Regions from separate parts of the Mus musculus genome. Here all the other regions are linked to region 1. The links are chromatin loops, found by intact Hi-C in ENCODE. Cell type or tissue: heart. All regions are shown on one strand. Each heading gives the region's core, and the rest is flanking DNA. Links, peaks and the distances in the headings are about the cores only. Region 1 overlaps Trim29 (tripartite motif-containing 29). Region 2 holds the start of Gm3898 (a long non-coding RNA gene). Region 3 holds the start of Nectin1 (nectin cell adhesion molecule 1). Region 4 holds the start of Gm30373 (a long non-coding RNA gene).

Region 1 (7,836 bases), core at 1,451-6,450:
CAGCTAATGAGGGGCCTTGCTGTGACAGAGCAGCTGGTATAGAACTAAGCCCCAAAGTGTCCACTCACAGACAGGTCTGGAGGATACAGTTGTCACGGAAATGCCAGGGTTAAGACTGGCTTTCCTCTCTAGCTCCTTGAGCAGGCTTGAGTGGACGGTTGGTGGAAGTGAGGAGCCTGCATCTTTTCCCCCTATCTGGTATCTCCTCCCGCTCCAGGCAACTCCTATGCTACCTTCAAAACACCTCAAGCATCTGCTTGGATTCCTATGTGAGCTGAGGGAGCCCAGACTCGCCCTGACACTGCATCCACCACTAGTCCTCTGAGACCTTCCCTCTTCCTCACCTCTCACTCTCAGGAAACATGTAGCACAGACTTACCTTCTTATACCCCTTCCCCAAACACAGAGAAGTACCTGATATATACACACTGCAAAAATAGCGTCTCTGTCTCATTTGTATTTACCATTCAACAGCCAGTGTACTTTTGAATACATGATGCTCAATGCATTGCAGACTCAAGACCCTCCAGAGGACCTCAGGGGAAAGTTCTCGGACTGTCCTGCCTTGTGGCTTCCAGATATACATGGGGACAGCTATGCTCCTGTGTACCTGCCCCTGGGGCCATTCTCTTCAGCCACTCCAGTGTATCTGCTCCTTTCTCCATTTCTTGGCATAACAGCAGAAATCAACACACACTATTCCACTGCATGGTCTTCACTTGGGAACCTTCTGCAGGGGCAATGGCCTGTCCCTATGTAGAGGACAGCACCATGTTTCTGCCTATTTCTGAGCCAGGCTCTGCTCAGAGGGGATGAGAGTCATAGCCAAGAGCTGCAAAGATGGACTCCTGGGTCTTCGTTTTCCTTCAGAGGGTGCACATTGGTCCCTCCAAATCCAAGAAGGTCTGGTTCCGGGATGCGATGGATACCAAAGTCCATGGGTGAGCTTGTCTCACGTACACAGCAGCATGTCCTTCCTCGCAGCCCACTCAGATCTTCCTGTACTGTATCCTGTATACTACACATGGCATCTGATGACTTACAATGCCTCAGACAATGCAAATGCTATGGAAATAGGTGTCGGATGGTATTGTTTAGGGACTCATGACAAGACAAAAATGCCTATACATGTTTAATGTAGATGCCGTCCTTTTCAAGCAATTTTCTTCCCCGGTTGCTTAGATGCACGGGTACAGACTCTGAAGATTCAGTGAGCCGGCTGCACAAAAGTTGATTGGCGTCTTTTGATAGCCTCTGTGGTATTCCTGGACCAGCTTTGGGCAGGAAAAATGAGAAGCCTGGGGTGTGTGGACCCAGGGTCTAAAGGCTTGGGCTGAGACAAGGACATTAGCAGGAAGCATCTAGAGTGGAGATGACATCACACACGCTCAGCAAGAAGGGCTCAAGGAAGGTGGATGGGATCGTATTAGTCTAAGCAGGATAAAATGTGTAAATTAATTACCCCGACCACCCATGCGTGCATGTAGCGGCCAGCCCTGCACTCTGGAAGGAGCTTGGTCTATGTCCCTCCTGCTACCAGACACAGCTCGGGGGACCCGTGGCTACACGCCCATGGGGAAAGGAAGGGCCCAGGCTCAGCCTGGCCACAGTGTGCACAGTCAAGCAACATCAAAGATTAGCAGGCCTTTGCCTACACGGGAAAGTTCAGTTTCCAAACCGTCACCACAAGAACAGTAGTCAGGGAAGGGGAGGACAGGGCCACCCTTGCCCTATTCATTTAGCGCCTGTCCGCCCCTGTAAACAAAGTGCCAGGCACTCTGTGGACCAGCCCTTGCTTCATCCTTACAATTTGGCACAGTATTACTCCCATTCTGCAGACAAGAAAACTGAGGATCAGAAAGGAAACAAACAACGTATCCTTTTCTTTTGCAACAACATGCAGGCATAAGGGAGGGGTGATCTCTATATAATATCCTCACTAGCCCTTGACAGTTGAGGCAAAGTGTCCCTCACCTGTGTTGGCATGCTTTGCAGCCGGGACCTGCTGCCCTACTTGCCTGTCCTGAACACCAGAGCTTTGCCCACAGCTACTTCCTGCTCAGCATGGGTCTGCTTCCCTGACTGCGTGTCCTTCCATCTCCACAATGAGGCTTCTAGATGACGTCTCTGCAACCATTCTGGTCTATGAGGATCTCTGTTTTGGTGTGTGCTGAATCTCCTCTTAAATGCTCTGCACAGCTTCCGTGGAGACAGCCACTATACCACACCACATCAGCTCACCTCCCCCCCCCCCCCGGAAAAGCTAGACTTAGGTCACCTCCACCTTGCAGGCTCCCGCCCTTCCACCCACCCCCCCCCATACTTACCTCTTGCCATGGCTCCAATAATGTCACCCCTTGGTGCCTGGCGAGGATTGATAACAGTACCCAACCCCCGTGATCCACAGACACACAAGTTACGTGTGTAAAATGCTGTGGAATTTGCATATATCCCACACACATCCTCCTGTACATCTCAAAACTTCCCAATTACCTATATCTGATACTGTGTAAATGCCATGTAAATAAGTGTATTATTTAGAGAATAATGACAAAGGATTAAAAAAAAGTCTCCATGTTCCATACAGCTGCCATTTTTTTCCATAACATTTTTTAATCTGCCTTTCGGTGAATCTGCCAATCTGGAACCTCAGCTGCAGACAGCATGGGGGCATGGCGGGGCAGTGGGCAGGCTACAACGATGAATGAATGGAGTTTTATTCTCTGGTCTTGTGTCTTCCCCCAATCCTGTCACTTCAGTGTGACCCCTGTATCTCTGTCTCAGTTGGGCCCAGGAAATAAACACATCTGGTTGAGCTTGCACCTCTTAGCCATTGTAGACACGGCCCTCACCCCAATGTCATTAGAGTCCTATTGAACACAAGCTCCCCTAGCCAGGCCTCCCACTACCAGATCAGCCTCCTGAAGGTAGGTCATTGTCAATAATGAGGCTTGCGGCCCATCAAGGTCTTCAGGTAGTGATGAGACAACCTTAAAGAAATGCAAGGCTCTACCAAGGACTGACAGCCCACCAGGGAAACAAAACACTGTGGCCGATTGATATTTATGTATTGATGACCATGAGCCTAGCAAAAGGTCTCCCTGCCCCTCCCTGCCCCTCTCTGCCCCCTCCCTACCCTCTTCCTCCCCCTCTCTGCCTCCTTCCCTTCCCTAGAGTCCTATCCATCCTCATGAATCTCAGGGACTCTGGAAATATTTTCATCACCCTAGGGAGAGTTGAGCTCACTTACCCCTGTAGACTCCTCATCTACCGGCCCCCAAGGGACTGGCTCACACCCCCATCTTCTCTCCCTTAGCCTCTTCTGAGCCTCAGCCTTGGCAAGGTGATGGATTCCGAACCAGCAGTTGGCACATTCACCAAGTAATTAGTGTTTATCCTCCTTGTTTATGTGGCTGAACAACAGCTCGTTCTCAAACTTAATAGTCAATACTCAGAAAGACAAAACTGCCTTGGTCACTCTTGGGAGATGGCTTGAAGATGTGATGAGAGAACAGAGATGGGCGGGGGGCTGCAGAAAGGAGCCTGGTATTCCCACAGCCCCACTGCAGAGCCCACAGATATGTGTCATGCACTGGTGGGTCAAGGGACAAGTCCTTCTCTCCTGCTCAGTCCAGGGGTTTACCCTTCACCACAATGCTTCCTAGCCCGGGACAAGAAGATCTGTTTAATGATGAGGGTGTTGGGGGTGCAGCCTGGCCCCCTGCCTCCCCTGCCTCCCCTGCCTAGGCAGATGAGTACTTTTTGTGCCCATTAATGATGGTGAAATGCTGCCACCTGCTGGTCAGTTCTAGAATTCCGGGAGCCTGAGTCCTGTGCCCATCACCAAATGCAGGCTCTAAAAAAGAAAGAGCAAGTGCCCTAGCACAGGCCTGTAGTCCTATCATGTGACATTCAGATTAAGAGTTCAAGGTAATTCTTAGCTACGTAGTGATTTTGAGGCCAGATTGGGCTACAAGAGAGTCTCCAAAAAAATAAAGTGTTCTACCAAACCCATACACTATTGTGGATGCCAAGAAGTGCATGCTGAAAGGAGCCTGATATGGCTGTCTCCTGAGAGGCCCTGCCAGAGCCTTACAAATACAGAGGCAGATGCTCACAGCCAACCATTGGACTGAGTGCGGGATCCCCAAAAGAGGAGTTAGAGAAATGACTGAAAGAGTTGAAGGGGTTTGCAACCCCATAGGAAGAAGAACAGTATCAACCAACCAGACCCCCTGGAGCTCCCAGGGACTAAGCCATCAACAAAGGAGTACACATGGCTCCAGCTGCATATGTTACAGAAGATGGCCTTATCATGCATCAATGGGAGGAGAGGTCTTTGGTCCTATGAAGGCTCGACAGATGCCCCAGTGTAGAGGAACTAAGGGCAGGGAGATGGGAGTGGGTGGATGGGTGGAGGAACACCCTCATAGAAGCAGGGGGAGGGAGGATGGGAGAGGGGGTCTCTGGGAAGAAGGGGAACTGGGAAAGGGGATAACATTTGAAATGTAAATAAAGAAAATACCCAATTAAAAAATAAAGTGTTCTGAAATATGAGAGTGTATAAAAATGGAAGAATATATACTAACAACAGCAACAATGCTGAGAAGGGTAAACTCGAGAGTCTGACCATGTTGTCATCATTGTTCACTGCTGTTGCTTTGATGATTATGATAAAATCACAGTCTCTCAATTATTGATCACTCACCAGAATAATCTTTACAGACTGGGATTCAGAACTCATTGTCATCTCTTAAAAGTTCTTCCAATGATGTACAGATAGGTGGGACAATGTGCCCAAGACCATGGAATTGGTATATGGAACAACCTGGACCCCAGCCCAGGCTGAGTGCTCTGACTATGCCCCCTCACCTGGTTCCTCAAATGCAGAGAATGAAGCCCCAACACATCAGTGCACATCTTCCTAGATCCCCTTTGTGTCTGATGTGTCTTCTCTTTGTGTTTGTGCTTCTCTTCAGGTGACTGTTTCTGAGCCCCCCCCCACCCCCCTCCGCAAGCATGCCCATGTGTGGGAATCAATGTTCTAGGACATAATGGCACTGTTCCTAGGGTCCTGGATGCCCAGAGCAGACCCCAAAGCTTGCAAGGCCCCAGCCTTCTCTTCTGAATGAAAGGGTCTCTTCTGGGTTGAGGCCCTGAGTCAGGTCTAAAGGAAAGAAAGGGCAGTTTTGGGCTGGGGAAAGAGCCCAGGGATGGGAATCGCTGCCCGGATCCCAGCCTAGCCTCCACTCCAGTCCCTGCCGGTGGGCCAGGCACACTTCCCAGTCCCTGCCGGTGGGCCAGGCACACTTCCCAGTCCCATCTGACCCTCTTCGCTGTGACAACTGAGAATAGACCCTAGTAAGGATCCAATGGGGACACTGGGAAAGGCTGGACCCAGAGAGAGTGAATGGCTTGTCCAGTTCCAAAGAGATCACAGGGCCAGGGTGAGAAGTTAGCTCACAGCTGCCCAGCTGGGGCTTCCTGCTGTACCCCAGGATAGCCCACATCTTGTCTGCTAACAGGCACCTGTGTCACCCAGAACCTCCTATAACCCAGACCTTTGCTCTGGGTCCGAGATGAACCCAAAGTGACCAGAGCTCTGCTTCTTCTGTTCTCTCCCTCCCTCTGGGAGAGACACTTCCTGTGTCCTGGGGCTGGCAACCAGTCTCTCAGAGGGAGGTGGCCTGGGAGCTGGGAGAGGAGGTTCTGTGGTTACTTTATAGTCACAGCTGTGGAAATGGTGGCAGTGGGGGGATTGTTGGGGCGGGGGATGTGCTCAGTGACGTTGCCACCTGGGTCCCTTGCCTTACTTCCGTGATGTAGGTGACAGTGGATAGGCAGTGGTCCAGCTGCCCCACCCCCATGACTTTTCCCCTGGAGAACTCTGGCTCCTATCCCATTCCCTCCTTTGCAGTGGAAGTGGGAACAGGAGCCCCCAAGACAGGGAGCTTCTAGGGCTGAGAGCATTGTTCCTAGAGTCTGGACATCTCAGCTCCAAAGCACAGGTTCTAGAAAAGGACAATGGACTTCGTAGCATTAAGTGCCCAACTGCTAGGCACTCCTTGGGGGCTGTTTGTTAGGGAAAACAGCAGCAAGATTGTGGCCTAGGAAGCTTCAGCCAAGTATAGGAAACTCTGTCTTCACTCTCGCAGGTGACTACCAAGGACATCAGAGCAAGACGACAGGTCCTTAGCAGTGCTGAGGGCTCTTCACAGGAGCCTATGACCCCTGCCTCTCTTGAGCCTTTTGAGTTCTCCCCCCTTATCCTTTGTTTCTCCCCCTTTTTCTGGTTCCCAGGGGCCTCTCTTGGGAGGCCTGGCTATTGAGATCTGAAAGCTCCCCTGAACCCATAGGCAGAGGGATGGGGGCGGTGTATTGCTGCTCCAGGGACATGAGCTGAAGCTGATTTAGATTCTTTTCACAGTGTGCAGTGTGTGGTGTGGAGGATGCCCCCCTCCCCGTCAGCATTTTGACAGCCTGGGGTAGGAGGGAGAGAAAGGACCATGAGACCAAAGATGTGAGAGCTTGTCAAGTTTGTACTCTCTCTATCATACCATGCTTCTGTCTGCTTTGATTACCTCTTCCAGGAAGTCCTCCCTGACTGTCCCATAGGCTCCTCTGGGATCCTAGGGATTTGGATGGTGTCACCCTCTTCCTCTGTACCCCAAGCCTAGAATCGTGTTGCTCCTTGGGAGGCAGCCTCTATTGTGGTCTCCACCACCCAGGGCATTTACATGGAGAATGTCCTTGGGCCATGCCTCTGGTACACCTCTACCACTAGGCTCAAATCACAAGCTCAAAGCACCTATGGAAGACCCTGAGGCAGCGTTTCTCAGCCTGGGAGTCATGACCCCTTGGAGGTCAAAGGACACTTTCATAGGGGTCACCTAAGACCGTTGGAAGACACAAATATTATTATGATTCTTAACAGTAGAAAATTACAGTTATGAAGTAGTAAGGAAAATAATTTTGTGGTTGGGGTCTCACAACATGAGAGACTGTACTAAAGGGTGACAGGGTTAGGAAGGCTGAGAACCACTGTTCTAGGTCTCTCAGGGTAGTCAAGAGCTCCCTAGGCCTCTGTCTGTTATGTTCAGTGCTAAGGAAAGGGGGGGCCTCAGAAAGTTCCAGGCATCCTTCTGCAGAGACCCAGGCTAGGTCTCTATGTTTTCAAGATACACTGATACATTGAGAATATCAATGGGGATGGTGCACGCCTTTAATCCCAGCACTCAGGAGGCAGAGGCAGGAAGATCTCTGTGAGTTTGAGACCAGCCTGATCTACAGAATGAATTCTGGGACAGCCAGGGCTACACAGAGAAACACCTGCCTCAAAAAAACAAACAAAATAAAAGAAGTAATGGGGGGGGCTGTAATACAGGCCCCTGTGACCCTGAGGGACAATCCACTCAGGACTAGAGTCGTCGTAAAGAGACAAATGGTTTATTCAGGGAGGGGGAAGCGTAAGCCAAAAGTGCCCCTCCCCACCCCTGCAAGCTGGCTCATGAGGCCCCGTCAGCCCAGAGTGGGAGACAAGCTCCCAACATCCAGTGCTGTTCCTGATTTGGCTCTCTCAAAGCCCAGTGACATGTGACGTGGATGGAGGCTGGCTCTCCTGATACGGATGGTACATCTTAAGTGACACCACTCTTACCAGCCCTCCTGCTGGCCATTACCGTGAAGAGCATCAAATTCCCATAGTAGTGAACGTCTATAGGCCAATTTTCATGAGTGGATTGTGGCGCACCTGGGGAACTGCTCTTCCAAGCAATGGCAGAGAAATGTCTAGGCTACAATCCTCTTGCCAGTTAGGACAGCCCGTTCTCCGGTTTT
Region 2 (7,836 bases), core at 1,880-6,879, 490 kb before region 1:
ATGGAGACAGTCTCACGTGGCAGAGTAGCTTCTACACTGCTATGCAGCCAAGGATAGTCTTGGATGTTCTCTCTCTCTCCCTCTCTCTCTCTCTTTCCCTCTCTCTCTCCCTCTCTCTCTCCCTCTCTCTCTCTCTTTCCCTCTCTCTCTCTCCCTCTCTCTCCCTCTCTATCTCCCTCTCTCTCTCTCTCTCTCCTTCTCTCTCCCCCTCTCTCTCCCTCTCTCTCTGTTTAATTTTTGCCTCCTTCCCCACTCTCTCTTTTCAAAAAACAGGGTCTCACTAAGTGGCCCTGACTGGCCTGGGACTCACAGAGATCTGCTTGCCTCTGCCTCCCCAGTGCTGGGATTAAAGGTGTATGCCACCATTCCCTGCTTGGTCTTGGTCCTTCTGCCTCCATGTCCAGAGCATACTACCTTACTCAGTCTATTTGGTACTGGGCATTAAGCCCAGGGCTTCCTGCATGCAATGGAAACCCTCTACCAATTGAGCTACATCCCCATGGATGGTTTGGAGGCAGGGAAAGAGGACTCTCTGGCTAGGACAATCTAAGTTTGTCCTCTCTCAGAGTGGTGCAGGGGAAGGCTTTGACCTAACCTGGAAGGACTGACTGGTTCATGAAGGTACCACACTCTCTTCAGAGAAGAGTCCCTCCCTGAGGTTAGCTCTCACTAAGGTTGAGTTTACTTAGTGAGACTCTGATACTGAAAAGACTCCATTATCCCCCAGGCCAGGGATCTATCTTGTCCTGTGTTGCCCTAGGCCCACCTGAATCTCCTCAGTTGCAAGTTGACTCTGCCTGTCCGGAGCTGGCTCCAGCTTCTGGGAGAGGGACAGGTCCATCCTGAAGGGACAGAATGAAGGTGAGTTTAGTACAGGCTCAAATTGGGACCTTTGTCCCTGGCAGGACATCTGACCGCTACTGTCACAAGAGCCCCGAGCTCTGCTCCTAGGCAGCCGCAGGTGACCAGAGTCTGAGATGCGGCTGCTCAGCACAGTGAGTTGAGACTAAGGGTGAGGAGCCCATCTTTCCCAAGGGTCCAGCCCAGTCTACCTTGGACAGGGTAGGAATCCTGTGAGTCTCAGTGAGAACTCCAGAGGCCACACCCAGGGCTAGGGGAGGGAGAACACAGGACAAAATGTGGGACCATCTCAACCATCACAATAAATCGTATTTAGTGCGATATTTTTTCAAATGAAAGTTAATGCAGAAATCCATGATGAACAACATAACATTTTAAGTAAAGAGAGGATCAGTAATAGCATGCTGAGCCATATTGGAGCCTGAGGCAAAGGAAGAAATCAGTCACTCTAATTCTGTATCTATTTAAAACAGGGATATTTTGTTCATCCTAGATTTTTTTTTACACTGATTTTAATTAACAAAAAAAAATATTGTATCTAAGATTGGCATGAGGGTTGAGACAAGAGAATGGTTTGGGTCCAGAATTTTGAGTCTAGCCTGAGCAACAAACACAGTGAGACACTGTGTAAAAGCAGTAATGCTAGCCATAACGGATGAAAGAAACGAGTTAAAATGTCATTGATGGTGATGACTAGAGGTTGGGGCTCTTTCATACACCTTATGTCTCTCCATGGTCTCTGGCCCCCAGTTAGTCAGTAGCTAGGTCCTTCCTGTGTTCTCAACCTGTGGGTCGTGACCTCTTTTGGGGGGAGGTCATTTATCAGATATCCTGCATATCAGATATTTGCATTGCAATTAGTGGCAGTAACAATATTACAGCTATGAAGTAGCAATGAAATAATTTTACAGTTGGGGAGGAGCTGTATTCAAGAGTTGCAGCTAGGGAGGGTATAGGGGACTTTCAGGATAGCATTTGAAATGTAAGCGAAGAAAATATCTAATAAAAATTGAAAAAAAAAATAATAAAGAGTTGCAGCCACTGGGCTAGGGGAAGGTAAAACTGTAATAGCTATAGTAGCTCCGTTGGGCCATAGTTTTCCTCCCTGCAAATTGTGCATCTCCAAATTGGGCTGTCAAAGCGGACCTGATGGCCCGAACGCCTGCAAGGGCAAGTGCTTGCTGGGAGTTTAAGAGCCATAGAGGTGAGTTAGTGAGTGAGTGAGGCCTGTCCACACTCACCCACTGATGTCAATTCCTAACTGGCTCTTCTGCTGCCAGCGGTACAGAAGGAAGAGAGCCAGAGTCGTGCCGAGAACGAGGGCCATGGCCAATGCACCCCCAAGGAGCCTGGTTGTACTTCCTGGGCCCCCCTGGGGGAGGGGCTTTTCTGGAACCAAGAGACCAGAGGGAGAGAGAGGGAAGGAGAGAGAGAGAGAGAGAGAGAGAGAGAGAGAGAGAGAGAGAGAGAGAGAGAGAGAGAGAGAGAGACTCATGAGCTAGGAAAAGTTAGCAAGGCTGGCAAAACCCAGAAATGAAGAAATGAAGAGAGTCAGATGTCAGACCCGGAGGCAGGAGCTCTCTGACCCCACTGCAGTCTAGTGTAGGAGGGTGGTTTCCTGGGTAGATGAGGAAGCCAGAATCCCTCCCAGAACTGTCACTCCGGCCCGTGTTTCCATCCATATCTGGGACATAGAAGCATGGGGGGATCCAGAGTTGACTGAGGGTGCTCAGAGATGGGGTCCCCACCCCCTCGTTCCATTTCTGGCCCTGCAGGGGAGATCTCTGATGAGGAGTTTAATTCCTTCCCCTCCCCACCCAATTAACCAAGCAAATGAGCTAATTGGAGCCCTGCCCTCACAGCTCTAGAGAGGACTGGGATCCTGAGGGGAAGAAGGCTAAGAGATTAGATGGAAAAGGGGTGTCGGTAGGCTCCTGCAGGAATCCTCGTCTCTTCAGTCTGGAGGGACTAAAATTCACAGCGGCCTGAGGTCTAAGGTGAGGGGCCTGAATATGCCTCCTGTCCGAGATGGGGTGTGGCCCCTCTCCACTTTATATGGAGTATGCTGTCTCTCTGGGCCTTGGAAAGAAAAGGGCCCGGGATTTTATTGGGGTGTGGGGAGCTATGTCCCAGTCTGAGCTGAGCCACCAGCCCATCCTGCAGCCAGGAGTCCAGGCAGCTTTCTGGCTCTGCAGATTTGGCATGTGAAGACGCCAAAGGTGCCAAGCCCTTGTCCCTCCCTCTGCTGGGCTCCATGTCTCACCTCTGCTCTCCTTAACACTCTGGAAGGGAGAGACCGAGGAAGGAGTCATACGGAGTTCTTTCTCTGCTTCCTTCCCTCCACCGTATTATATGTAATTAAACATGGAGAGGACCTGAATAGAGATGCTAAATTGCAGTTTGCAATAAACATCATGTAGCCAATTTTCCTAAAGTGGATTTGACGAGCATTCTGCCCCGCCCCCAGTCCCAATCCTGTGAAGGAGAGGAGGAGCGAGGCTGCCTGGCAGGTACCCTGGCACAGCTTGGCTGTCGTAGAATCTGTGGCCCCTCTTTGGGGTTTTAGCTTCTGGTATTCAGAGGACAGTCTCTCCACAACAGCTCCACCCAGCCCCATGTAGCTTCAGCATCCCTCCATCCATACACAGCCACTGGCCTATGGCTCCATCGGGAGGGCCGTGTCTGCTGAAGGGAGGCTCTTGGGGCTGGGTTGCATGTGTGTGTACATGGTGTGTACATCTATCCGCAGGGGTTCCCATGCCTCGGGCTCCTCCGCAGACCCTCTGCTGCAGCATGATACCCTTTGTTCACAGACATCTTGGATTGGGCTACTACAACCAGATAAGCAAACCTTGTTGGTCTCTGTTCCTCTAAGGCCTGGAACTTTGCATGAGGTCTTCTCTTTGGTATCCTCAGCCTTCCTGTTCTTCCCTCCCTTCTCCCACCTCTCTACACTCTTTCCTCCTTGGAGTTAGCAGATGCACACAGGTAGGAGCATCTATCCACCAGTCTTGTCCCCCTCCAGAGCCACTATCATGTCATCATAGGATACTGCTGTCATCACAGCCTAGCCAGTCTTGTCCCCTTGAAGCTGTTCGCCTGTCGCCTTCCACCCTGAGTGATATAATTTCCTTCCTTCCTTCCATCCTGCCTTTTTTCCTTTCTGAGACACAGTCTCATGTAGCTCAGGCTAGCCCTTACTATAGACCCCATGGGTGACTTGCTCAGGTGTTGTGGAAGCTATTTTCTGCTGGGACCAATCCAACACACCCCTCTCTCTGCCAGGTCACCTTGGCATCTGCTGCCCTCCTATCTCTTCCACCCCAGTGGCTATCCTCCTGGCACCCTTTCTCACTCTTATCTATGGACTGTGAGTGACTGGGTGACTAGTTTGACATGGTTTTCTTGCTCAGGCTCTGTTAGTTTTAGTGGGTCTTGGCTGGCCAGTCCCCAGGGGCAGTTCTGGGAGAGGGTGGGCCCAAGCACTAGAATCTCACCTTCCACCAGGGGGCGCTCTTGTCCTGAGCCGCCTTTGTTTCATTCTTCCTGGCCAAGACCCAGCTATATCTGGTACCCTGGGCCCAGCTGAAGAAGGCTGGCATTCAGGAGGTGCTGAGGAGGTGGAGCGGCAGGGGAATGAACACATTCCCTGTTTGGCTCAGAGCTCAGGTTTCCCTTCTACCAGTTTAGCTGTGGGGCACCGGCTATCCCAACATAGCATAAGCGAGAGAAAGCATTAGGGCCAAGGACTAGAGTCTCAGCCCCATTTGCACTCTCTGTCTATGGGTTAAGGCCCTGTTTCCTGAGCCTTAAACCATCACTCTCTGGGACCACGTTAGCAAAGGAGATGGCAACTGTCTCAATAAAGGGCTTGGTATCAAACTATGTAATACACAGCAAAACAAAAATATCCAGGAAGGGTTTGTATATGCATCAAGGGTTGGGGGTTTAGGAGAAACAAGGCTCAAAGAGGGCGTCAGGCTCTGAGCAAGGGTTCACACATGTGCAGGGCCAGGGTGAAGGCCTCTGACTTTGTTTCTTCTAGGTTTACCCTTTCAAAGTGTAGCTAGCTTCATTGTCCCCTGGCCCCATCCCACTGACCTGGAGGACTCCCCCCACCTCCCCACTTTGTGGACTAGGTACAAGTAGAAGGGAGAAAGGAGATCAGGAAAGAAGGCCAAGAGAAGAAGCTGGCTTATGTCTGTGGCTTGCCAGGCATTCTGCCCAGTGTCTTGGCTGGTTTCTGGTTTGTTTGATCTCTAAGCTTACAGAATTAGATAATGTTATTCTTGATGAGCAAAGTCCAGATTAGAGAGGTGAAGTAATTTGTTCAAAGTTCTCCAGGTGGTCAGGTGCAGACTGGCGTGTGGCTCTCCCTGACATAGGCTACAGGGCTTTCTTAGGGATCCTGGTTTCCACATGTAGCCTGGACCTGATGTGGCTTTCTTGTCCCTTTGCAGACAGGGCCCCACCTAGCCCCTGTCCGTTCCCCCCTTCACCCCTAGGGAGGGCCCCTGGTTGCTTTGTCTCTGAGCCTCCTCTTGACAGCTGTGAGGAGGGGGCCTGGCGCTGGCCCCAGCTGGAGCACTGGCATCAAGCCCCTAGACACTCTCTGGTTACACCGTGACAAATGTGTTCCCCAGTCTCAGCTCCACAGGGCTTAGAGCAGGCTCTGTCACCTGCAGGCAGCCGGACACGGCTGGGAGAAGAACCACTAAGAGCTAGAGAGAACTGGGAAAACATGTGGAAGAAAAGCGAGGGCTTCCACAAAGAACCTATGGTGTGCCCGGTCTAGTCTTTGCTAGTCTCAGGAGGCTGGTTGTGAGCCCCTTGTTCTACTGAGATTTTTTTCTCTCTTCTTCCTTCTCCTTTCCTCTGCTCCTTTTCTGGTCTCATATAACATGGGATGTCCTTGGGCTTTCTATGTAGCCTGGGCTGGCCTTAAACTCCTGATCCTACTGTCAACAAGCTGCTCTATCTATCCTGCAAACTGAGCACGTGAAATCCAGCGAGTCACAAAAGAGGCTCGGGCTCAGGCCTGGAGGCTGTGGACAGAGACAGACAGGGCTCTAAGCTCCTTCATGCACCAGCCTGGGGACTCACTGGGAGCTGAGGATCTTGCCCTCCCATGTGTTGTCCCAGTGACTGTGCTCATGTCTGGGGGCTATAGCCTGCTTCCCAGCCTGCTTGCCTGCTCCTGCTGCCTCTCTCACAAGCATACCATCAGCTCTAGATGCTGGGCTCTGAGGCAGGGACTTTTCCTTGGGTAAGGTGGGGTCAGACACAGACACAGCAAGTACCTCACTTTAAGATACTTGCCTTGGGTGTCTTCACAAAGCCCAGGATGAATATAGAGAAGAGAGATATTAGCCCTGGGAGTTCAGGTTTCGCAGAGTGTGAACCTTGCTGTAGGGATTTAAGAACCTAATTAGAGTTCCCAGAGGTCAAAAGGGACAGCAGGATAGTGGGGTGATTGTGCTACAGGGACAAGCATATGAAGAGTGGGGAGTACGAGAAGCCTCATTATTGAGTATGGTTGGGAAAGGGGCTCCAGTTAGGCATGGTGGGGCAGGAGGCTGGTAGTGGGGACAGGGGTGGGTGGGGATAGAGCGTGCTTAAAGGTTTAAATAGTTGCAACCTCTCTCATGCTGCCCCTGCCTGGGGACAGAGACCCCGCCTTTCTGAGCAGCTGCACTGACCAGGTTCTCCCAGTGTAGCCACCTCAGACTCAGAGGGCTATCCTGGGTGGGTCACTTCCTGTGGGGCAGGCCAATCGGGTGTGTCTGAGGGCAGTCTATGGATTCTACAGGCAAGTAGCTGTCCTGGTGGGAGAGGAGGAAGATAGAACTTTCATTCGGTAGGCTGGTTGGTTGGGGGTTGGGGTGGGAGGGACGGAGCAAGGGCTGGCTGAGTTCTCTGCTCAGGGCCCATCTAGTGGGTTACACGGTCATTTCCCCAGCCCAGATATAAAAGGTGGACTCTGCCTTTTGCTTAGAGAGAGAGCGCTCTGGGTTGACTCCAGATCTGAGGGCAAAATCCAGCATTCCACTGGGTCATCTCTAGGTCTCAGTGGAGCAGGCATATCATGATTATTTTCTTTCTTGGTCTTTTGAGACAGGGTTCTGCTATACAGCCCAGGCTGGATTTGAACTAACTGCTGCAATCTCCTGCCTCAGCCTCCCAATTATATCAGGAGCATCTAACTCATGATTCATTTTAATGTCATCGTTGTATGACCTGTTCCATGGGGACAGGAAGCTCCTTATGGTGCAGGTCAGAGCAGATGTGAAACTGGGCGAGGCAACATCCCAAGGCATCAGGAGTCCTGATGTGACTCAGTAATGAGCATCAGCCAAGCCTCTGCCCCTACAGGTCTGTGGCCTTGGCATCTGGACTGAGCTCTTCATGGGCATCTAGAGACCTAAGACCATGGGCTAACGTCCTAGCCCGAGCCCGGCCATGTCCCACACAGCCCTGCAGCTTGTTGCTTGTTCCGGCTCTCTAACTCTGTCCCATTTCAATTGTCTTCCTAGGTCCCCAAGGGTAGCCAGCTGCTATATCAGCACAGAGGGTTGTAGGAATCTCCCCTCTTCTGCCTAGGGATGAATACATCTCCCCTCTGCCTGTAGGAGCCAACTCAGGCTCTTCCTTTTGACCCAGGCTGGTATAGAATCCACCTAGAGGCATGTGGAGGAGCAGCCATGTCTTTTCTTGTTCTGGGCAGCCAATGGCTAGAGGGGTCAGACACAGACAAGCTCTACTCGTTCCTTCTCTTCCTTCTGCCCTGTGTTCTGCCACCAACATGGTCCTCAGCTGGGACAGCTAAGAGCCTCCGACCATCTAATTCTAGAGCCTCTGTCGCTCCTGTGTCTGCCCTGGTGGTCCTTCCAGTGAAAAGACCTTTCTCCTTGGCCATAGACATTGCTTTGGCGTGAGTCTTGGCTGGAGGGCACTTTGCTGTCACCTTCTGCAGTT
Region 3 (7,836 bases), core at 1-5,000, 400 kb before region 1:
TCTTTACGGGGGACGGGGGAGTTGGCTAGCGAGATACTCTCCCCACTTTGACCCGAATTAGTGTCCTGCTGGCAGCCTAGTTGCTTCCCCAGGGACCCAAGGGGTTAAACCCAGGCGAGGGGACTCGGTAGGATTTGCCTCCTAAACGCATTTTCCAGTTCATTCCCCAGCACAATATGCCTGGGCCGTCCTAGCCTCCGCCCGCCCCCACCCCATCCGTCAGAATAGGCCAATATGGGCCACCCCAGGGTCGGGCGCGGAGTTAACCCCTCTTCTGCCGGCAGCTCACACCTCGAGGAAAGACACGCGGGACACCCTCGGGGCCTCCCGGGAAAGTGGGTCATGCGGCCACCTGGCTGGCATGAAGCCCGTGGAGCTTCCTCCTGGGAGAGCCCTCCGCTTTAGAAGTGGAGTTCCGAGACGGAGCCCAGCCCCGCGCAAGGCCCGGAGTTTGCGATCCCTAGGCGGCCCGACCTCACCCTCCAGAAAAGGAACCGCAGGTGAGTAAGAAGCTGCCTGTGCCGCAGGAGCAGGTTCCGATCGCCCGCTGTGGGGCGATGTGGGGCAGGAGGGGGCCCCCATGAGCCCGAAACCATCTGACAAGAGGCCGCCAAAAGAAATGAAGTCGCCCCCAACCCCCGCCACTCTCCTAGCCCACAGCCCACCAGCTAGGAGACTGACGCCCTCCCCCTGGGGCTGTTGTCTCATACCCCAAGCCCGTGATTACGGTGATTATTTTGCATTTATGTAACACGCAGTGTTTCCAAACTGCTTCTCGAGCTGAGAACTGGTTATTAAATAAATAGAACCCTATTACATATTATTATTTTTGTGAAGAACTGAGCGGAGAAAGTGCTTTCTTGCTACATAGAGACGTGCATCCGATTGCTACCCTGCAGGGCAGGCTGTTGGGCTTCTCAACCCCTTTCTCCACGGTGCCACCTCCTGCCCCCCCTTATCCAAGCGTGACCCAACTTTTCTGGCTCCGTTCGCTCCCTACAACCCGTAGCCTTGCCCATCATCCAGCTCCAAGTCCCGGGGAGGTTCTGGTTGGGTGGGGGGCTATGGAGGGAGGCAGAGGCAATCGCCTTACCTGGGAGGAAGAAGGCGGTCAAGCCGAGAGCGAGTCCCCACCAGCGTCCAGCGGCGCCCGCAAGCCCCATCCGAGCCATCGGGGGGTGGGGGTCCGGCGAAAGGGGCTGCCAGGAGGGCGCTCCTCGCGCTCCAGAAACCAGTCTGGAAGACGAGGGCGGATCGCTGGCGGTTGGCGGGCGCTCGGAGGATCCAGGTCAGCCGCAGCCGTCGGTCGGGGCGGGGTGGGCTGGGTGGGATCCGCGCGGCCGCAATCCGGTCCCCGGCTGCCGCCGGCTCAGAGCCTCGGCAGATGCCCGCAGTAAGTTGCACGAGTCATGCCCCCTTCGCCTCCTCCGCTCTTCTCCTCGCCCCGGTCCCCGCCCTCTTCTTCCACGCAAAGCCCGGCTGGGGAGAGGGACCCACCCCCGGCGCGCCCGGCTACCGGGCTAGCGCGGCGCAGGCTCCCGGCCCTGGGCGCGCTCACACCCTCCCGCTCGGCTCCAACTTGCAGGCGTCCATGGCCGGCTGTTCTCCGAGGGTGGCCGGGCGGTGCGGAGGGCTCGGGGCCCAGGCGGTGGTGTGCGGCTAGGGCGGCCAGCTGCCCGCGGGGCTCGGGGCTGCACGGTCTCGGAGGACCGAGGGGAGCGAGCCGGGTGCGCCACGGGTCCCCACCGCGGCCGCTGCGCTCGGTGCGGGCGATCCGCAACAATGTGGAGCTGCCCCGGTGCCGAGGCGAGCCGCGCTCTCTCCTCTCCCTCTCTTTCTCTCACTCGCCGATCCAGCCTCTCACCCGCTCTCCCGTGATGTCAGCCCGGGGGGAGGGGTTAGCATTAACCCCCTCCTGGCTCCCACGCGCCCGGCCCAGCCCTGGCCCGGCCTCCGCCCGCGCGGCCGCACCTCCCAGTCCTAAGCAGCTGTGGCTGCGAGCGTGGCCGTGGGGTTCGGCTCAGGGCCCCAAGCTAGCAAGATGCCCCTTGGGTCGCCGTTCGGTCGTGGAAAGGGCCGGAGGGCGGGCTGCCCTCCTCGGTCGCTGACAAAGGGAGGCAGTGACCCCTAGCGGCCGGCAAGGGGGAGAAGCTGCTCGGTAGGGGTGGAGTTAAGATGAGGAGGGGGGCTGCCGTAGGGATCCGTGTGAACGCTGGATCTGGCATTGTCCGAGCTCCGAGGGCTTTTCTGACTCTCTGGTCCGACCCTGGGACCATTTCGCAGATGAGGAAACAAAGGCCCAGAGGAGGGCATGGAGAGTGGCAGAAAGAAGCAGAGCACAGGCTAGAACTGTTGCCAAAGCTTCTGCTCCCCAAGATCTGGACACCAGACGGAAACAGCTTTGCGGAGGACCAACCGCGAAAGCTGTGAAGAGTTGAGGCAAGACAAGACATTAGTGGGTGAGAGATCAGGGCACTCAGGTTTCTAGTGGGTCTTCTTTAATCCTTATTGCCTTCAGGGGGTCCTTGTCCCGAAATCGAAGCATTCTGCTTTCCCCAAAGAGCGACAAACCAAGTGGGCTCCCATTGCCTTCACCTCGTTTCTGAGTGGTTTGCGGGATTCCCGCGAAAGTGGCCCATCCAGTCGGTGTCCCAGAACGGCCAGGACTCTCCGCCCCATCCTGTTCGCCACCCACCACATCCGGGTGGCTTCTTGCCAAGGTGACTGAGCCCGAGGGGCCCTTAGCAGCCTGAAGCCTGGACCTTCTGTCCCCATCCTTGGACTAGGAGAGGCAGACAGACAGGGTTTCCCAGTCAAGAGAACAGAACTCCCTCGTTCGGGGCTGAGCAGACCACACCCACTTTGCCCTTTGCCCTTAGCCCAGCCCCAAGGGCACAGAGGCTTGGGGTAGCGCCAAATTCTGATAAAATGTAAATTTTCCTTTCGGAGAATGGGAGGGGCAGGACAATGGAAGAGAGGGACAGTTTCCCACTCTTGGGCCCACGGGCTCAGCCTGCTAAAGAAGTCACTCCACTCAAAAGGAATGCTCTCTGTATCCTTTTATGCTTCACCCGTGTAACTCAGGACAAACTGTCTACCACACTACCGCCTGACTTGGGAATGCATTGTGTGGTCTCATAGTTGGTCCTTGCCCCACAGGAGCGGGGTCTAGTGGGGATGGGGGGGGGGGGGAGACACAGAAACAGAAGTTCTATAGAATCACTCACCGCAGCACGGCATTGTGGGGGTTTTCAGATTCAGGACATCTACGTTAGCCTGGGCTGGGAGGGACCTGAAAGGCTTCTGTGGTAAGGGGCGCAACAGGGGCTGACTGGAGGTGTCTGTCAGGCACAGACCATCCTTCAAGATACTGGATTTAAAGTAGAGGTCAGCACAGGGAAAACTGTGAAAGAGAGCAACAGCTGGGTATTAGGAAACGGCCTAATAAATAATTGGTTCTAACCCTGCCTGAGCTTGCGGTAAGGTCAAGCCTGAAATCAGACTCATGCCAGGTAGCCACGGGAGGGTCTTAATCCAGAGGATGCCCTGTCAAATTAAGCAGGTTGGTGGCCAGGCTGGCAGCCAGGAATCTCCCATCTGGCTTGCAAGTGCTTTTAAACTTGCCCAAGCCAAAAGGAATTTGTTTTTTGCTTGTGGCTAACACGTCATAGGAGCTGAACACTTGTGCACTAACTCCAGACACACCAAGTTCTGTCAGTGCTGTGGTCTCTTACCTTCTCCACACTTGCTGAGTGTTCATTCCTGGATCTGTTAGTACAAGGGCATCCAAAGCCCTTTGAGGCAGAGGCAGGAAGATCTCTGAGTTCGAAGCCAAGGGTCTATAAAGTGAGTTCCAGGAGAGCCAGAGCTACACAGAAAGGCCATGGGGCGGGGGTTGGGGGGTGGGGAACCACAGCCTGTGTCTCCTGATGCCTGGTCTTATTTTCCTTCCTATCAGCAAAGGAAATCTTTCTAACTGACAACTCTCTGTGGTCCCAGTCTTTCAGCTAGGGGCCCCAGTGCCATGTCTGCTTCTTCTAGCTTAGCTGTCTTGTTCCAGCTTGAAAGCAAACCACATGGCTCTGCTGGGCAGTGGCGCACACCTTTAGTCCCAGCACTCAGGAGGCAGATGGTCTGCAGAGTGAGTTCCAAGACAGCCTGGGCTACACAGAGAAGCCCTGTCTCAAAAAGAACAACCAACCAACAAACCAAACCAAACCCAAACCAACCAACCAACCAAGAAAAGAAAAGAAAACGACAAAAAGAACTTGATGGCTCTGCTGTTTCTGTGCCCTGTGTGTGATAGCACTATCTCAATTCCTGCATGATGGCACTATCATCTCACTTCTGCTTTTGTCCACCTCGACCCTGTACTCATAATTTCCATGTGGTCCTCACACTGAGGACAAAGAGGAAAATATATTGACCAAGTACATGGGACTTTGATGCTTGAATTCCTTGATTCAACTCTCTCTCTTTCCCTCCTCTTCCTCCTCCTCTTCTTCCTCCTCTTCTTCCTCCTCATCCTCCTCCCTTCCTCCTCCTCCTACCTCTTCCCTTCCCCTCCCCTCTTCTCCTCTCTCAACGGGGTCTCTCTTTCTCAACAGGGTTTCTTTAGGTAGCCCTGAAGCCCTGACTCTCCTGGAACTCACTATGTAGACCAAGCTGTCCTTGAACTCACAGTATAAAGGTCTGGGCCACTACACCTGGCTTAAGAGGCGGGCGGTTGGGTTTTTCTGTTTGTTTGTTTGTTTTTTGTTTTTTCTTTTGCTCTCCAATCCAAAAGATTCCATTCTTGTTTGTTAGTTTGTTTTGTGTTTGAGATAAAGTCTCTTTACGTAGTCCTCACTGTCCTTGAACTTGCTATGTATACCAGAAGGCCTTAAACTCACAGAAATACACCAGCCTCTGCTTCCTGAGTACTGTGAGTACTGGCCTGGCCCACCACACTGTGGTTTTGTTTTTTGAGACAGGATCTCCTTGTGACCTTGGCTAGCCTTGAACTTGCTATGTAAATGAAGTTGATATTTTACTCTCTTGTCTCCGTCTCGCTAGGGCTAGGCTTATAGCTGTGTCTCACCATGGCCAGCTCTGGATTCAAGTGCTTTTATTATTTTATTATTTTTAACTGTGTGTATGTGCATGGAAGTACAGTGTCCAAAGTGTCCGGAGACATCCGAGCTCTTAGAGATGTTACAAGTGGATGCTGGGAACTGAACTCAGGTCTTCTGGGAAAACAATATTCGCTCTCTTAATGCTGAACCACCTCTTCAGCCCTGGATCCAAATTCTTAAATGCCAGCTCTTTTCAGTAATCGTCTTCCAGCAATAGCATTCAGTCACTATGGGTCTTTAGACAAGCTCAGTCTATACACTTGCATATGCTGGTCCCATTTGCCCATAATTTTCTCTTTCCCTTGCCTTTGGTTCCAATCTAATTCATCCTTCAGGGCTGCAATAAACCATCAGCCTAACTTTAATTCTGTGTCCTTGGCTCCTTTACCTGTAAAATAGGAGTAGACCACATGCCAGCCCAAGGATTGTGAGGCTTAGACATGGGACGCACTTGGGACGATGCCTAGTGTACAAAGAAAACTGTGCCCATGTTGGTCTTCATAGATCCTGTAATCTGTGTCCCCACGTACAGTTTTGTTCTTCCCTGCTGGAGGGGTATACACTTGATACAGACATTGCATTCCCATTTTGTACATTTCAAGTGTAGATTATTTTGAGATAGGTTTAGATTTACAAAAAAAAAAAAAAAAAAAAAAGGTATAAAAAGGCTGCAGAAATAGCTCCGTGGTTAAGAGTCTTTGCTGCTTTTCCAAAGGACCTGGGTTCCGTTCCCAGAGTTCAGATCAGGTGGTTCACAAGCACCTGGAACCCCAGCTCCAAGAGACCTGATACACCTTTCTGCTTTTCTGAGTGCACAAACACATGTGCACACACATAAGCATAATTAAAAAAAATCCTTAAAAATCAAAAAACGATCGTGTGGCTTTCATTTGCCCTCCACTTACGTTCCCAGAAGTTAATGGCTCATGTGTGATACCTGTAGCAAAACTAAGAAGTCAGCATTCCTATATCACTAGTACATGAACGGCAGAATTTATGTGGATTCTCTCAAGTTTCTCACTTGTGTTTATTTTCTCCTCTAGGATCCAAATCGGGACACCACGTGGCATTTAATGCAAGTGGCCTTCTAATACCAATGACAGGCTGTATGCATGAGAACCCTTCCCTGGCCTGCCAGACTGAGGCCATTGTCACGGCCTCTGCCATGCCTGTTGGATCTAGCCTGCTTCTGGAGCCTTACGGCCCTCTGCCCTAGAGCTTTGAGTCTGAGATACTATAGGGTCCTGGGCTGCTGGTCATAGAATTTATTTCCTGTGCAACTCTCTCACGGTCCTTTTGGTCAGCCACCTTCTCTTTGGCCTCAGTTTACTTACGTCTCCTCTGCCTTCCCCACAGCCCCCTTTCCATCCCTGCAGCCTTACTGATGATTACTTCCAATGCTTGATCTACTCCAGGACAGGGACAGTACCATCTTATTCTCTTTCTTATCCCTGGGACCTAAAGCACACCTCATACCCACTGAACACTGAATGGAAATGGGCTGTCTTCTCACCTGTGTCCTCTGTCCCCTTTCGCCGATCACATAACCACCCTGGGTCTCATTTCTCCTCATCTGCAGACCGAGGAGGCTGATGTGCCCACTGGCTTTCAAATTGCATTTTGAGAGCCCTACAACATCTTTGGGTCCTAACTCCCAGCTTTAATGAGAGCCATGTTTACACAGCATGTTGTTTTCATACACTGTAAACACTGACCGTTCTGAAAAGTATTTCTCTTAATGGAGTTTGAAGATTTGGCTGTTCAAAAAAGTTTGAGATCCCGGGCTGATTATTGCGTTATATGTGATGATTGCATAAAGGTGCTGCACGGTTTCACAATTGCATGGTGGTTGGTTTAAATCTTTTTTTTTTTTTTGTCAATAGTGGGCCATTGAAGATTTCTGAACAGAGAAGTGCTTATTGGGGGCTGGGCTTTCAGGAGATGAATCTGGCAACCGTGTGGGTAGGACAGACAGATGATGATTGGTCAGTGAAGGAGGAGGGGAGCAGAGAGGGTGGGTTGTCATGGAAGCAAGTAAGAAGAGGAGGGGATTTAGCTGAAGAAGAGGAAGGGGAGAGGGGACTGGGGTAGAGGAAAGCCACTACCTAAATAGTGAGTTATTCTGCAGGTGCCGGCAGGAATCAGATGGCTCTTGGAAATAGTGGCTGAAACACCAGGGACCTCTGAGAGAATGGTGTTGACCTCCAATAGGAGCAAAGCCCAGATCCGGGTGGGGGTGGGGGTGGGGGTGGGAGGTGGGGGTCTGGGGAACAGCAAGGGGGAGTAGTAGGTGTGAGGAGTAAGCAAGATGATCAGAAAGTTAGAGAGTTAGCCAGACAGGTAACGGGGTTTAGTGCCTCCTTTTGGGTGCGAAATCAAAGGCTACCAAGCTTCTTAGCATCCCAGAAGGAAGAGCTGTGGGCAGTGGGGGGCTGGGCGAGCAAGTGGAAAAAATGAGAGCAAGCCCTGGAAGGGGGCGGGGCAAGGTGGGAAAGAGCTGATGCTCGGAATTCTGAGCCCGGAGGAGGAGCTGAAGAGGGCAGAGGTGAAGAGAATTTTTTAGGACAGAACACCGGAAGGATGAATAATAGGGTCACTGCAGGGAAGTGAGGGCTGGAGTTACCTGCAGAGGGAGGTTGGAAGGCGGCTTCAGATTTCACAAGTGGGAGGGCTGTGGGGAGTGGAAGGGAGGTGTGATTAGCAGTCTCCCCGCGCCACCACG
Region 4 (7,836 bases), core at 889-5,888, 630 kb before region 1:
TATAGAAGCACTAGGAGGGAATGCCCACAGTTTCCTCACCACACCCGTCCCATCTTCAACAGTGTCCACGTCCTCTGCTGTCGGGGTCTCTTGACCTTCACAGATCTGCAGAGAGATGATCTTTGGGAAGCCAAAAGACAGTTAACTTGATTAAGGACGACTCAGTAGCTGGTGTTAGCTCAAACTTTAGGAGTGTGGTGGTTTGAATAGAGATAGCCCCATAGAATCATGTGTTTGGATGCTTGGCTCATAGGGAGTGGCACTATTAGGAAGGGTGGCCTCATTGTTGGAGATGTGGACATCTTAGACATCAAGTTTGTCACTGTGGAGGCTTTGAGGTCTTAAATGCTCAAGCTTCACCCAGTGTGAAAAAAATCCAGTCTCCTTCTAACTGCCTGAAGATCAAGATGTAGAACTCTCGGCTCCTCCAGCAGCAAGTCTACCTGCACACTGCCATGCTTTCTACCATGATGATAATGAACTAAACCTCTGAAACTGTAAGCCAGCCCCAGTGAAATGTTTTCCCTTATAAGAGTTACCATGGTCATTGTGTTTCTTCACAGCAATGAATCCCTAACTAAGACAAGGAGTCTGACCCGAGTGTTTTATTTTAAGCACAGCACAGTTTGATGACAGTTACTGTGGTGATTAACTCAATTCTGCAAGCACAACAATGTATACATGAATCTCCCCGAGGACAAAGTAGGCTAAATACAGATCAGACATACTACAGTGAAGCACGTTGTAAAGTCCATAAAGATAGTGTGGTGGTTTGAATAAAAATGGTCCCTCCCCCAAAGCCCTTAGGGAGTGGCTCTATTAGGAGGTGTACCTTGTTGGAGTAGATGTGGTTTTGTTGGAGGAAGTGTGTCACTAGGGGGCTGAACTTTGAGGTCTCAGAAGCTCAGGTTAGTTGACTTCTTGCTGCCTGTGGAACCAGATGTAGAACTCTCAGTTCCCTCTTCAGCACCATGCCTGCCTGCACACTGCCAGGCTTCCCACCATGATGATAATGATAACCTCTGAAACTGTAAGCCATTCTCAATGAAAGGTTCTCTTTCTATGAGTTGCTGTGGTCATGGTGTCTCTTCACAGCAATAAACCCTTGCTAAGACAGATAGATTCTATAGATTGAGGAAAAACAAGCTCACACTAAGGGTCTGGGGGAGGGTTCAGTGCTGGAAGAGCCTCTAGCCACACAGATAGAGCAAAGGTCACCAGGCTAGTAAGCATGTCTGCTCTAGCCTCCTGGGAGGATAACAGATATGGCATTTCTTCCCATGAAGGAACAACTCCGTGTGCTTAACAGTCCAGGTTCCCCAGAGCTTATCTGTGAGCACAGAGACCTCTGTGCCCCCTATATTCTGCCTCCTTCCTGGGCTGAGGCTGCCCCTCCATTCCAACCAAAGCCTGTAAAAAATTATGTAATATTAAGATATAGCATATGCCGGGCAGTGGTGGCACAAGCCTTTAATCCCAGCACTTGGGAGGCAGAGGCAGGCAGATTTCTGAGCTTGAGGCCAGTCTGGTCTACAAAGTGAGTTCCAGGACAGTTCCAGGGCTACACAGAGAAACCCTGTCTCGTCTCAAAAAAAAAAAAAAAAAAAAAAAGATATAGCATACTCCATAAAGTTTGCATTTGAAAGTCTACATTCGGTAGTGTGAAGCATAGTCACTGAGTTACGCAACCCTCAGCGCTCTCTAATTCCTGAATATTTTTCTCCTATGAAATCCTGAACCCATGAGTAACCACCCCACCTCCAGCCCTGGCCACCATCCCTGTGCTGACTGTGGAGACGTCTAGTACTTTAGATTCAGGTCCTCTCAACACTTCTTATCACTGGACTCACAACCTGTGGTCCGTTGTGACTGGCTTCTTTCTCTTAGGCTCTTGTCCCCATTGTAACTTGAAGCAGTTGTACCTTATTCCTTTTTATGGCTTACTAACATTCCCCTGTATGGATATACCACATTTCGTTTACTGGTGATGGACATTTGGATTGTTTTCATTACTAACCCAGTCCCGTGTGTAACACGGCAACTTCAGAAACGCATTTTTGAAAAAAGAGAAAAGAAGCAACCACAGATGAGGAGATAGGAGGCCCCAGTCTCCAAGGACAGGGTTCGGGGAATGGTGAGCAGAGGTGTTATCTCTAGTTAAGTAAAATCAGAAAGCCAAGAGCAGGTGGCGTCTGGAGCACAGAGCAAGCGGTTGATTCTTTGTTTCAGTGTTGGCAACAATGTGTGCTTTCATCTTTTGAGCCTCTATCTGGGAGTGACTACAGAGCCGTGGGATAAACCCTATGGTTAGCGTTCTGAGGGATTATCTTTTTCTTCCCCAAAGTGACTGCTTTTTTCACACTCCCTCCAACATTTCAAGAGGGCTCTGTGTCCCTGTGCTTGTGGGCACTTGTTTATTTCTTGCATTTATAGTTGGGACTACTCGGGTGACCCTGTCCCAGTGGCCCTGGCCATCTCTTAACAAGGATCAGTGGCTCCCTTCTCCTTCCTGACTTGGGGTCTGGTCTGGCTTCTCACCACTGTCTGGCCTCTCCTTCCCTGTTTCTCTAATGTTCTGACCTTGAGATGTCACAGGGCCCTGGTGTCCAGACCATCATCCCTCAGGCCTCGGGTCCTTTTAGTGCCAGGATTTAAATATCGCCCAAGTGCTGTAGTTCAACTCTAGGCAGGCACTCTAGCCTGCTTCCAGGTTCTGCTACCCACAGACATCTGACAATCAGCTCTGATCCCACAAATCCTAAATGGGGGTCCCCATTGATCTCCCTGAGCCCGTCAGTCTCAAGCCCTAATCTAGGCTTAGAGTTCTATCTGGTACATCAATCTGGTGATTACAAGATGCATGAGGGTCCTTAGGATCCCTCACCTGCGAGGAGCAGGGATGTCGAAGAAGAAAGGTCTCCAAGGGTTGGCAATGAGCATAGCTAGACTTAACCCGAGGATTCCATCTGCCCCCTCTCCCTGCACCTGTCCCCATCCCAGAAGGAAGGACAGAGATGTGACCGAAGGCTAGGGAGGCTGGCTAGGCTGCTATGGGATTCATAAAGATTCCTGATATCTCACTATCACCGGGATCCGGAGCATTACAAAGCAACAGTAATGGTAGATAATGTTAGTCCAATCAGGAAAGAAACAGGCAGAAGCTTGGCCCAAGAGGCACATATACTGTCACATGCCCAGTCTGTTTCAGTGTAGTACAGCATACTCTCTCTGTAGCTTTGACTGCAAAGTCATTTCTGAGTCCCAGAAAGCCCTTTGCCTCGACACCTGCCTGGGATCCTGATCAGAAGTTGCTTTGGTTTGCTAACCGGTCTCCCTGCATCCCTTCTTGACCTTGACTTATAGGCTGCTCTCAAATAGAACGATATAGCACTTTAAGAAGGCAAGCTCTTAAAGATCAATGGTATGACCTAGTGGTAGCCCCCTATATAGTTTGTCCAAGTTCCTGAGTCCTGTCTCTACCAGTGCTGGGATAAAAAGACTAGACAACGCTGTTTTTCTCCGCTGAGCCAAGCAATAAAGTCCCAGGCGTTTGAAGTCATCTTTCAGGTTCTGCCATACCCAGCCCCTCCCAATTAGATTCCCAGACCTTCCAGGTGGAACTCATTCCTACTTCAGTTTGGTGTGAGCCAGCTCAGAAACCAGCATGGCTCTTTCCTCACCTCCTGGACACTCCTCAGCGTCCCTGGCTTGGTGAGGCCATGTCTGACCTCTTGAATAAGATCACAGTATCCCAGGTGTTGTTTCCTGTCTGCTGTATATTCCTCCTTAGCGCATAAGACTCCTGCACCCTTTCATGTGTATATTACATGTCAGATCCACTCTTTAACACTCTCTCCCTTCCAACTGTAACCTCCACCAAGGCCTGGCTTGTGGTCTTTCAGTTTATTCCTGTGTACCCAGCCTTCAAATGCTACCTGCCATGCAGAGACATTGGATGAATGCCCACGTCCAGTTGTAATGCTATTCCCTAAATGGCCAGCAGGTGGCATGATAACCACAACGATACTGGACTCCTGGCTCCCAGATACTTTTTTTGCAGAAGTTCACCTCTGTTATTCTTAGTTCAGAGGTAACACTCTTGGATGGGCATGTGACAGTATATGTGCCTCTTGGGCCAAGCTTCTGCCTGTTTCTTTCCTGATTGGACTCAGATTATCTACCATTACCGCTGGTTTGTGGAGAGCCACCAATATCTTGCCTATCACTAGGCTCGGGATCCCAGTGATAGTGAGATATCAGGCAGCTTCTGATAGCCGAGCCCAAGGAATCTTTATGAATCCCATAGCAGCCTAGCCAGCCTCCCTAGCCTTCGGTCACATCTCTGTCCTTCCTTCTGGGATGGGGACAGGTGCAGGGAGAGGGGGCAGATGGAATCCTCGGGTTAAGTCTAGCTATGCTCATTGCCAACCCTTGGAGACCTTTCTTCTTCGACATCCCTGCTCCTCAGCAGGTGAGGGATCCTAAGGACCCTTATGCATCTTGTAATCACCAGATTGATGTACCAGATAGAACTCTAAGCCTAGATTAGGGCTTGTTCCCAGCTTTGTTGATTGCCAGCTGCATGACCTTGGTTAAGTGAGCACCTGGGTTTTGCCATCTGGCTGCTGGGAGAGACTTGCCTGTCCAGAAGGTTGTAATGAAGGTGAGATAGTCTCGGGGAACATACAGAGTGGGTACCTGCTGGAAGGGCTAACTCTTGTTATAGAGACGGGAGGTATGAGGGCTACCAGTCCTTCATAGTCACTTAAGCAGACATGAATGCAGCGCTTCCGCCTTGTGCTCACGGCTGTGCACAGCTTTGGGAGAACTGGAGGGACCAAAGTGACCTTGTTCCTGCATTCACGGAGTCATGAATGGATGGACGAGATGGGCTCAAACCCACAGGAAGTAAAGTTAAATAGCAAACAGGAGACAGAGTACAGAAGATGTCAGCAGACTGCTCATGATGAATACCTGCTGATCGGGAGAGATGGGAAAGGCCGTGAGCTGGCCATAGAGGCTGAGGTGTGGGAACAGGGTAGCCGTGGTACTGGTAGCCTAGCCAGGGTAGACATGGTAGAGGTCGTGGCTGTGGTTCTGGAGGGAACCAGCCTGGGCTGGTGCAGGCTGCATGGCCCCATCTCCAGCAGCACCCAAGTATGATCTTGGGCTGAATTCTAGGAGCTGCTCTTGATTATGGTCAATGCTACCAGCTTGGGGGTGGGTCGGGGAAGAGACCATCTGGAGGTGTCCTGTCGCTTGTGTGGGGCTGTAGCTGGCATCAGCTGTGGCCACCTGGCATCTGACCCAATCCTCTCCCAGAGAACAGTTTGTGTGTGGACAGAGGGGTGAACAGGATGGCACACTGAGCAACGGGTCCCCATGTCACACTGGGGATGGCTGGTGGGAGGAGCTGTACTGTCAGCTTGGGCATTGACCCCAGGAGCCCATTAGGACAACACAGAGCCTGGGGCTGATCCAGCGGGATCCTGTGGATGGAAGGCATGATGAGGACTGTCACCACCCTGTCCTAATGTCACCTTTGGGAAATGTAAAACTGCCAAGAGCTTGTGAAAGCTGCCACAGCCAGTGGATGACAGATGCACACTAGGTTGTGAGCTCTGTGTCCTGCTGAGCCTGCCGTCACCATGTCCAGGAATGTTGTGCCTTGCACTACTCGGCCAGCATTTCCATATTGTCCTACAGCAGAGGCAGTCAAGGACCTGAGGCTGTCATGGGATGAGGGGCAGGGAGGGCCCCATGGCTCCTGCTTTACCCTTTCCCTTTGCAGAACTAAAGCTTGAACCACATCAAAGGTATGCCCAGGGTGGCCAGCTTTGCACGTTAGTCCTGAGTCTGCCACCTGTCCCCATTCATCTTGGCTCTCAGAGACTCCCGAGGGAGGGCTTGAGGTGGCAGGAGAGGATATTGGAGGATAGTGCTCAGAACGGCAATGCCATTTTCTGAAACAGTTGACCTCTGTGACCTTCCTCTGCCACAGAAGCTGCCATCCTGGGTGCCAGATTCTGGTCCTAGAGACCTGGCTAGTTCTGCCCCTCTCCCTGTCTGCCTGTGCTCAGTGATGCTACCCTGCCTAGCTGTCTGCCTAGAACAGAGAGCCTTGGCTGGTCCCTTGGGTCCTGGGTACTGGGACAGCCTGTCTACTCCACTGTGCCCATCCCCCACAGCACAGAGCAAGGCTCACTCAGATTAATTAATCTGCTGCCCAGCCCGCTCCTCCAGCTTATCTTTTATTCATGGACAAGCGGCGTTCTTCGCTTTACTAGGACGGGCATCAATATTTCATCTCGCTTAGCCCTGCCAGCTCCTGGCTTCTCTCCACCCCCACTCTGCTTCCCACTGGCTTTAGGACCTGGAGGGCTGGGTATGCTGGCCAGCCTAGAGTCATCAGATGCCAGGCTGCCTTCTTGGGCCCCTGACCTGTTCTCCACACAATCCCTGGCAGAGCAGGGCCCCGCCTGGAGACCTTCCTTCGTAAGTAAACTAGAGAGGCGTGGGGGATGGGGCTACAGGGCACAGGGGATGGGATGCGATGTCTTGAGGGATGCTGGAGCACTTCTGGGCCAGGTGTGGCTGACACAAGCATGTCTTTGCCAGGTTGCTAGGATTCAAGATGAGGGCTTATTTTTTGTATGTTTGTTTGTTTGTTTGTTTGTTTGTTTTAAGTGCCCAGTGCTAGTCCTGGCATGATGTAAGAGACCCTTTAGGCCAGAAATCTTACTAATTTCCCTGACTCCTGTGCCTAAGTGGGAAGAATGAGATGCGAGCATGGACTGACCCAGGAGCACCTGGACCATCGATCTCATCTCATTAGCTCCTAGACCCTCAGCCTTGCCCGTGGGTGCTCAGAACTCTAGGGGCTGAACTTTTACATTTGCTGGGGCTCAGAGCTGCCCACAGGGACCTTCTGGAAGGGAACAAATTACAATATGCAAAATCAAGTGTGGTATATCTGAGTGAGTGGCTATCTAAGTATTGGGGTACGGATGCATGTGAGGGAAAGAATGGGATTTTACTGGGGTTGTGGTGTCCCTAGCTTTCAGCTGGTGCTCCACAAAGTTGTAAAACATGGTGCTCTAGATGGGTTGAATCAGTGGGGTGGGCAGTCCCAGGTGCCACTGGTGTGAAGTGTGAGTGTGAGTATGTACAGTACGGGTGCATGAGTGTGCACAGTCTTCAAGAATGTGTGAGTGTTATAACCTTTCGAGGGCACTGGGGACACTGAGGAGCCTGGTGTCATTGTGGTACTTTCTTGGAGGTTCTGCTAGGATCCCTCCCCCTTGACTCACATGGAAGCAGTAATGCCCAAGTGACAGGCTTGGGTTCTCACTGTCTGTGTGCTGGACCTGTAGCTAGTGTGTGTGTGTGTTTGTGTGTGTGTTTGTGATTGCGAGGGCATATGTGTGAGTGCATGTATGTGTAAGTGCATATGTGTGAGTGCATGTGTGTATGTGTGAGTGAATGTGTATGTATGTGTATATGAGAGCGCATATGTGTGAGTGCATAAATGTATGTATGAGTGAATGCATGTGTGTGTGATGTGATATGTGTGTGTGTGTGTATGTGTGTGTGTGTATGTTTAGTCTCTGGCCCTGGCTTTGATGAGGTGCAGAGCAGGGGACTGCCCCCAACACAAGTCTCTCAGGTTTCAAGAGGGTACCACGAGGCATCCACTTGCAGCCTCTCTCAGACCTTGTACTCAGCCTTTCAAGAAAGCCATTGAACATGAATTACACTCAGAACCCAACCACATCTTCCATCTGTGCGATATAATCTCTGACCCCTCTGTGACCCTGAGGTTCTCACCTAGCACCA

What was found. Hi-C counts contacts between places; a loop is a spot of excess contacts. Peaks named below come from ENCODE experiments on the same cell type or tissue, not always from the same donor. Only the 100,000 strongest peaks of a DNase experiment are listed, where the experiment ranks them.
Region 2: it touches region 1 in a loop (3-fold over the local background); 20 of 42 quality-filtered maps call a loop at or near these places.
Region 3: a loop joins it to region 1, with 3 times the contacts of the local background. A loop is called at or near these places in 10 of 42 quality-filtered maps.
Region 4: a loop joins it to region 1, with 15 times the contacts of the local background. A loop is called at or near these places in 19 of 42 quality-filtered maps.

What each region holds. Positions count from the first base shown.
Region 1 is chr9:43,335,710-43,343,545 of GRCm38, reverse strand. Trim29 (tripartite motif-containing 29) reads right to left here. Exons shown (of 9, transcript NM_023655.2): 9 at 7,421-7,836. Among named protein-coding and RNA genes, the nearest start is that of Gm36799, 18 kb to the left of the region's middle. In heart, for the core only: CTCF peaks have their summits at 3,598 and 3,799 (motif pointing left); a DNase peak (open chromatin) is centred at 3,765; H3K27me3 peaks cover 807 bases.
Region 2 is chr9:43,824,375-43,832,210 of GRCm38, reverse strand. Gm3898 (a long non-coding RNA gene) reads right to left here and starts at 2,240. Exons shown (of 3, transcript XR_001779344.1): 1 at 2,103-2,240; 2 at 767-842. In heart, for the core only: a CTCF peak has its summit at 4,359 (motif pointing right); a DNase peak (open chromatin) is centred at 4,370; H3K27me3 peaks cover 1,457 bases.
Region 3 is chr9:43,737,980-43,745,815 of GRCm38, reverse strand. It overlaps Nectin1 (nectin cell adhesion molecule 1), which reads right to left and starts at 1,862. Exons shown (of 6, transcript NM_021424.3): 1 at 1,094-1,862. The coding sequence starts at 1,172. It overlaps Gm46108 (a long non-coding RNA gene), which reads left to right. Exons shown (of 4, transcript XR_003948147.1): 3 at 1-500; 4 at 6,158-6,957. Gm30015 (a long non-coding RNA gene) reads left to right here and starts at 7,366. Exons shown (of 4, transcript XR_870681.3): 1 at 7,366-7,836. In heart, for the core only: CTCF peaks have their summits at 550 and 2,129 (motif pointing left); DNase peaks (open chromatin) are centred at 405, 975, 1,975, 2,705 and 1 weaker place; H3K4me3 peaks cover 3,216 bases; H3K27ac peaks cover 2,958 bases; H3K27me3 peaks cover 78 bases.
Region 4 is chr9:43,968,659-43,976,494 of GRCm38, reverse strand. Gm30373 (a long non-coding RNA gene) reads left to right here and starts at 2,325. Exons shown (of 2, transcript XR_003948148.1): 1 at 2,325-6,495. In heart, for the core only: no CTCF peak of the experiment used is centred there; DNase peaks (open chromatin) are centred at 3,984 and 5,504; H3K27me3 peaks cover 702 bases.